Regions from separate parts of the Mus musculus genome. Here region 2 is linked to region 1. Evidence: chromatin loops called from intact Hi-C (ENCODE). Cell type or tissue: gastrocnemius. All regions are shown on one strand.

Evidence for each region. Hi-C counts contacts between places; a loop is a spot of excess contacts. Peaks named below come from ENCODE experiments on the same cell type or tissue, not always from the same donor. Only the 100,000 strongest peaks of a DNase experiment are listed, where the experiment ranks them.
Region 2: it touches region 1 in a loop (10-fold over the local background); 8 of 42 quality-filtered maps call a loop at or near these places.

Annotation. Positions count from the first base shown.
Region 1 is chr8:83,258,141-83,262,140 of GRCm38, forward strand. Tbc1d9 (TBC1 domain family, member 9) reads left to right here. Exons shown (of 21, transcript NM_001111304.1): 14 at 855-953; 15 at 1,164-1,232; 16 at 2,779-3,019. Among named protein-coding and RNA genes, the nearest start is that of Ucp1, 30 kb to the right of the region's middle. In gastrocnemius, no CTCF peak of the experiment used is centred here; a DNase peak (open chromatin) is centred at 2,495.
Region 2 is chr8:83,404,720-83,408,719 of GRCm38, forward strand. Clgn (calmegin) reads left to right here. Exons shown (of 15, transcript NM_009904.4): 6 at 3,435-3,516. Among named protein-coding and RNA genes, the nearest start is that of Clgn, 17 kb to the left of the region's middle. In gastrocnemius, a CTCF peak has its summit at 2,309; no DNase peak of the experiment used is centred here.

The DNA of each region.
Region 1 (4,000 bases):
TTTTCATCAATTGTTCCCTGCCTTTTGTGAGACAGGTTCTTCTTTACTAAACACAGAGCCGCACAATTTGGCTGCCATTCCAGAAAGCCCCATAAATCCCAGTCTCCCATCTTCCCAGTAATGGTATTATTGGTTTTTGGGTGGCAGGGATTTGGTATGGCTTCTGGGGATTAGAACTCGGGTCCCCAACCCTGACTGGCAAGCCCTTTGCTGGTGGTCACTGTAGAGCAGTCTCTCCCTGAGCTGCTGTTCAGATCAGAAGATGTCCCCACCCTGGGAACTTTTCTCTCCTAACTGACTTAACTGACTTAGCTAGAAGGAAACGATAACTTGGCAGACTTAGTGGGAGTGAATCTTCTCGTCATTAGGGAGTGGCAATTCCTACCAACTCCTGAATTGGGCTGTTTAGGAGAAATAAATATTAAGATTTGGTTTCTTGTCTGAGTTAGGAAGACATCAGGCAGTGCTAGGTGTTAGAGTTTGGAGAGATAGCCAGCTCACACAATGCCCGTGTGGATAAAGGAGCATGGAGATCGGCAAGTGTTCCTCCCTACCTCCTCCTCTCTGAGCCTTAGAGCTCCCCATGCCCGTAAGTGATTAACCACAAGCCTCAGATCCAAGCTTTCTTCTTGAGGGGCTTTCACTCGAAGAAGACACGTGTGACTTTGAAATTTAGTTCTGTCACTGGGTATAGGACAATCTCTACATTATTGATTTACAGTCCCTAAATGGCTTTCTCATCACTGTCACAGAGTCGTTCGTCCTGTACCGCAGGTGTTTCCACCAGTCTGTGCATGTGACCCTGCGTGCTTGAGCACATTTTTTTCAGAAACACCAAAATTCCTCCTTTCTAGAAATTTGGAACTATCCGGGCCGATTTGATTGAGCAGATGCGATTCAAGCAGAGGCTGAAAGTGATCCAGACCCTGGAGGACACCACCAAACGCAATGTGGTAAGCCCCGTGAAGGGCAGCGGGGAGGGATGGGCGGTGGGACGGGGGCGGGGCAGGGGCGGGGAATACCTCACTTTGCCCCTCCCAGCTCACCCTCCTGCTGCCGCCCCCCCCACCCCCCCAACCCCCGCTCCAGCTTGGCAGAATTTGAGAAAGAACCTAGAGGCTTTCTTGGTGTGCCATGTTTTGAGTCTGCGCGCTCCCTTACAGGTACGGACCATTGTGACGGAGACGTCCTTCACCATCGATGAGCTGGAAGAACTGTACGCTCTTTTCAAGGTGAGTTTCAAAGTAAATTCAGAGGGATGAAAAGAACTTAATATGATGAAAAGAAGCCGTAATCGCTCAGTGAGTCCTTGATCTTTCTGTTCGGTGATTTGGGGCTTCCCTGGGTCGCCAATATACATGAGAAGGAAGACAGAGCCGGGAGAACAAAGCTGTCCTGCTAAGTAGGAAGAGTAAATTGGCTCTCAGCATTAATTTAAGTGGACATTTTAGCTCTCTTCCTCACCATCTGGTACAGTTAGTTTTCTTGGACCTTAGGACATGGGATCTTGAGTTCTAAAACTCCATAGACCAGTGGTGATCAAAGTTCAAATTCTGCCTGAAATTTCTATACCTACTAAGCTCCTAATCACCCTTTAAAAAATGTATAGCTAGAAGCAGCAGCATGGTATGTAGGAGACGTGGTTAGAGTTCACTGTTTCCCAAGTCCCCTGGCGGTGGTGGCCAGTTCTGTTAGTGCTGTGGTGATGCAGAACATCACGGAAAAGGAGGAGAAAATCTTCACAGCATGGCAGCCAAGGAACAGAAAAACACTAAGAGAGGTCCAAGACAAGAGAGAGTCCTCTAGAATATGACCCACTTCCTCCAACCAGGCTCCACATCCAGAAGTTTCCGTCATGCCCCGATAAAGCCAGCAAATGATTAATCCACTCATGAAGGAAGACCAGGCAATTGTGACTCAGTCACATCTCAGTGATGGGATCCATCCTTCAGGGACCAAGTTAACAGCATATAGCATTGTTGTGGGGATGGCTCATAGCCAAACCCTAACAAAAACTGTCTACACGCCTAGCGAAGGGCATCATGAGCTTAAATTCCTGTGGTTTCCATTTGTTCGTTGAGCCACTATTGGTATTGATCCTTAATAAGGATCAATAAGGATCCTTAATAAGAAAAATATAACCTAATAAGTTTTAAATGTGATTCTTCTACAGAAGTTTTTTGTCTTCTCTGGTCAATGTCACGGGTTGGAGTGTGGCAGTTAACACAGTACTTGGGAGTTGGAGGCAGGAACATCAGTTCAAGGGTGATGCCAGCCTGGATTGAGTGACACCATGACTCAGAAACAAAAGCCACCAGCAGATCTCAGTGTGGTTCTTTTGAGCAGGTGAAAAGATGATCTAGGAACAAACATAGAAGAAAGCATGGACATCCTGTAGACAGCTCTTACAGGAACTGAGCATAGACCTGAAGGGTCTCCCTAATGCGCCCTCCTACATCTTCACCACTAGAGGGCGCCAGTGTCATTTTTCCTCTCTCCCCTGGTAGGGAGGCCAGATGTGTATTGACTCGATACACAAGTCAAGCTCCTGCACTCTTCTGATGAAACACTGATTTCTATCCACCGCATCAGGAAACCACTGCTGAGCCTAGCTCTTCGTTCTCACCATGGTATCTTCTAGACTTACAGTTTCACAAGCTAGGTGCTCCTGTGTATAGTAGGAGGCCCACACACAGGCAGATTGGACACTGTGCCTAGGGTAACAGCAGTGGTCTGGGGCTGTATGAGTGACAGTAACCACTTTGCAACATTTTTCAGGCTGAGCATCTGACCAGCTGCTACTGGGGTGGGAGCAGCAATGCCCTGGACCGACACGACCCCAGCCTGCCTTACCTGGAGCAGTACCGCATCGACTTTGAGCAGTTCAAGGGCATGTTCGTGCTGCTCTTTCCCTGGGCGTGTGGCACACACTCCGATGTGCTGGCCTCCCGCCTGTTCCAGCTGTTAGATGAGAATGGAGACTCCTTGATTAACTTCCGAGAGTTCGTCTCTGGGCTGAGTAAGGATGCGATATTCTTGTATGAGCTGGGTGGGGACAATGGGGGTGTCACCTGGGGTTCCCCTCGATAGCACTCAGGGTCCCCACACTGAGTCTAGAGGAAGGAAGAATGCATACAAGGTTTGCATGCTAGTTGTAAGATTGTGTCTGGTTAATAGCTGTATTAATGGGTAATCTACAGCCCACTTGACACATGAGACAGATGGGGTTTTTTTTTGTGGGTTGTTTAGTTAGTTAGTTTGTTTGTTTGTTTGTTTTGAGATAGGGTTTCTCTGTGTAGCCCTGGCTGTCCTGGAACTCACTTTGTAGACCAGGCTGGCCTCGAACTCAGAAATCCACCTGCCTCTGTCTCCCGAGTGCTGGGATTAAAGGCGTGCGCCACCACGCCCGACCATGAGACAGATGTTGATATGAGTTCAGAACATGTTATCAGGGCGCTTGTAAGAAGATTCATCTGGTGAAGGTGCCTGCTTCCAAGTCTGATCTGAGTTCCCGTACCTTCCTGGTGGAGAGGGAGGGCCAACTCTCACAGAGTGTTCTCTGACCTCCTTCACACAGGACTGTGGCAAATACACACACACACACACACACACACACACACACACACACACACACACACACACACACATGCACACACACACCATAGACATAAATAACTAATATGTAGGCTTTTTAAAAAAAATACATGAATAGAGAATGCATATGGCAGTAAAATGCTAACATATCCTGTCAACCCTGACAGGTTTCCCAGGGAAAAAGGAATAGCTAGATGGTGGATTGGATTGTTTTACAAAACAATATAAAAATTAAGAGATACCCTATATAGAATAATCACATATAGGTAAGCCTTTGTAATATATGGTTTCATAATATTTCTAAGTAACATCAAATCTATTTTAATTAAAGACTGGAAAACCATAGCATAAATGGAAGTCTTTGCTGTCTGTTTCCTGGCTAAAGGACTGTCTATAAGTGGGATAT
Region 2 (4,000 bases), 150 kb after region 1:
AGATGCTTCCAGATGTTTTTAGGAACTGAGGATTGAGTTGCCTTGGCTCCTTGTTTGGAGCCTGGGCGAGCCAGTCTGTGCAGGGCAGGCTTCCTGGTGCTTTTCAGGATGAGGGCAGATGGGTAGGTTGGCTCACCTGCTTTGTGGGACCACAGCTGGGCAGGTTCTCGAATGGAGGTTTTCATCAGAAACCTGGGTGGTGTCGGGCACTGTATGAGCTGGGCAGGCTGTAGGGTAATTCGGTGGTATGGGTTTCCTAAGCTGAGCCATGTTTGTGTGGGCTTCTTCTGGAGCAAAGAGGCCATCACCCATAGCATCAGTTGGCATTGTCAGAGTCTCCTACTGGCCCATTATCCACTTTGTGAAGCCTCTTTGGAGTCAAAGCTGGTCTTGGCTGGAGAGAGGGGATGCTAGGTGCTGTGTGCTTGATCCTTCTTAACAAGGCGGTCCCAGGTCTCCATTGTGCATCTCTGTTGTATCCTTAGTATTCATGCTCTCCCTCCATAGCGATTGTAGGTTTGGGCTTTGATTTGGTTTTTTGCTGTTTGTTTGGGGGCATAGGCATGCTGTTGTTGGGTCTGAAAGAGAAAAACTGAGCTTTTCAAAGCACCTGAGTTAGCTATTGCTCTGAAATTTGAAATAGTTTGATTGTCCTCGTGATCCTCAGAGTGTTTTGGATTTGAAGTGTTTCAGATTGGGATACACAGGCAGGTATCCCCAGAGCATGGGTCCCCAAAGGAGCGTCCTGCCTGTGTTTGCTACGTGATCAGACAGGATTTGAAAATTAGAGATGGTTTAGCTTAAGAAGAAAACTTACGAGCCCATGCAAGGTCTGAGGAAGTAAAAACAGGACGTAAAAACCATTTGTAGCTTTTCTTCCCTCAGGCTTGCTTGACCGTGTAAGTTGGTTTTCTTCTGTCAACTGTTTCATAGAAAGGTTTGGTAAACAACACTCCTGAGAAATCAGGATTAACACAGCGCTGTGTGTGCCCTCGGTTTTCAGAGGTGCCGTGGTTATCAGCAGCCTCCTTATGTGATGAGAGACGTTTTGCTGACCCCCCAGTCCACCGTGTATGGTTCATACACAAGTTAATGCCTATGGGTTTGTGGTTTGTTTCTAATGGCGCTGGCGATTGAAACCAGAACTTGCTGTGTGCTGAGCAAGTGCTCTGCCTCTGGTCCCCAGCTATTTGCACTTTTTATTTTGAGACAAGGTCTCGCCAAGTTTCAGGGCTCTATGTGACTTCAGGATCCTCTTGTCTCAGGCTCTGAAGGATCTGGGCTCACAGCCTTTGCAGACAGACCCTGCAAGGTTGAAGTTCAGAAGCAGAAAGTTTGCAGGATAAGAAATGATCAAAGTAGCTGGGCAGTGGTGGCGCATGCCTTTAATCTCAGCACTCAGGAGGCAGAGACAGGCAGATTTCTGAGTTCAAGGCCAGCCTGGTCTACACACTGAGTTCCGGGACAGCCAGGGCTACACAGAGAAACCCTGTCTCAAAAGAAGAAGAAGGAGGAGGAGGAAGAGGAGGAGGAGGAGGAGGAGGAGGAGGAGGAGGAGGAGGAGGAGGAGGAGGAGGAGGAGGAGAAGCAGCAGCAAAGGAAAGGAAAGGAAAGGAAAGGAAAGGAAAGGAAAGGAAAGGAAAGGAAAGGAAAGGAAAGGAAAGGAAAGGAAAGGAAAGGAAAGGAAAGGAAAGGAAAGAGAGAAAAGGAAAGGAAAGGAAAAGTGAGGGGGAGAGAGAGAGAGAGAAAGAAAAAGTGAGGAAGAGAGAGAGAGAGAGAGAGAGAGAGAGAGAGAGAGAGAGAGAGAGAGAGAGAGGGAGAGAGAGAGAGAGAGAGAGAGAGAGAGAAACAAAATGAGTGAGCCTTGGCCTGGCGGGACAGCAGAGCCCCTGTCTGTCTATAGATCCGTTGGTGAGTTCTTCCTTCTAGCATGTACACTTACTGGATGATCCTTGCAATCTCCTTCCATATTTAAATTCCTGAAATGACAACCTTTGAATCACACCAGGCATCATTTCTTGTGTTTTGTTCCTCAAAGATATGAGCCCCAAGAAGAAACTGTCAAGTTGTGTTTTAGGTAAAACTTAATGCTTTAGGGGAAACAAACAGGTTTGTTTATTTGTTTGTTTGTTTGTTTTCTAATTTCCATAACAGAATGTGACATTTTTTCAACCTTTATTTCTGTATCACTCAAGCCGTAAGTTCTTTAAGTGAGGGCCAAGCCCCACATCGTATGTAGGTGGGCAAATAGAAGGCCCCTCACACAGGATGTCAGTGGGCAGGGGGGTCTTGCTGCTTGAGGGATTGTGCTTAGAGCACCCTCGTATGGACAGCTTGGGAAATACAGCACAGCACGGGTGGGATCTCCCACAAGCTTGAAAGTTATATACTTAACCCCCCTTCCCTGTCCCCTCCCCTCGCGCCCCCCCCATACAAGTGTGTATACTAATTGGGATCAAGCTGGCAGGCTGTATATGCTACTATTTTTCATCTTGTCCCTGAAGTTGCTTGGGAAACGTTTAGAAGTATGCCATTCGTTAATTAAGCAGCATAGTGTCTGGTTTCTTTACTTTATATTTTTGTTATTCTTGTTACTTAACAAAACCATCTTTTTTCCGTTTTTCAAGTTAGCAACGACTTTATGGGTTTCCCTATGGGACTCATTTATTCATCAGACGCCTAAGCTTCTGCTTTGTCCTCTTAGCAATGTTAATCTTTTTAAGACAACCTAAAACAGAACAAAGTTGCTGGAGACGTGTCATATGTTGTAAATCTACGAGAGACTTATAGCTGACACACTAGACAGTGGAGGTTTCCCTTTCTCATGGTCATTTTGGTGTGAAAACCTAATTATTGAGTGAAAATCTGAAACCTCTTTGCTAGAGAAATTCAATAAACTAAAAGTATTGAGCACAGTTGAGGTGGAGTTGAGTTAAAAAAAAATTAGTGTTGAGTTCTGAATCTCCAGAGTTATCACTAGGCCCTGAGAATCCTGATGGAGCTACGTTTGTTTATACAGAACATGGAGGCCAGGGATTGGCTCAGTAGTAGAGTGTTTGCCGAGCTTGTATGAGGCCCTGGGTTTGACACCCTGCTAAGGAGGCTGTAGGGAGAACTTACCACATCATATTTTGAGATTTCCTGTTGAAATTTTAGTTAAAAATCTCTTTATCCCCATGTTAATACTTTTGCTGAGAAATTATGTAAATGAAATGAGATGGTTGGTTTTTCTCCAGTTGGTTGTAATTATTTCTAAATATTTTAACATCATAACGGAGCTGTAGATTTCTGCTCACGATATTCTTCATGTGAGTGGGCTTGGTGGTAATGTAAAGTAATTCTGCTTAAGGAGGGTGAGAGTAATTCATTATACTTTAACAAGCAATGAGTAACGTTTACTTATCAGCAGTGTGGTTCTTTTTCCCTCCATTTAGATATGAAGTAAATTTTCAAGATGGTATTGATTGTGGAGGTGCATACATTAAACTGCTAGCAGACACTGGTGATTTGATTCTGGTATGACATTTTAATATCTAAGAACACCTTGTTAAAGTCAGTAAGTATATTAAGGACTGGTTGACAACAACTGAAAATTTATTTTCAATGTCTTTTTTTGTTTGTTTCAACATGAGTTTACATGGCCTTTACAGTTCACTGTCAAGATTCATATGCAGTTGCATTGAGCGATGAAGACATCGATTCTGTGCCCTTTAGTGGCATAAATAACTGTGCTCTACCTGTGGGTAGAAGTGGCAGGTGCTTAGAGATGCTTATGAAGCAGCGACCTGGTGTTCCTCATGAGTTTGTTTGGAGAAGTCAAATGACAGCACAGAGCCCACATTAAAAGCTGCCTCTTCTGGGTTGCCAACACCCAGAAAAGACCAAAGTAGCTTTGGAGCTCTGATAGTTTGGGGACATTCCTTACAGCATTCCACAGCGGGAGCTCCGCCAGGGGTCTGACTAGAACAGAAGTAAGGGTCCGGGTTCTGGTTGAGATGGC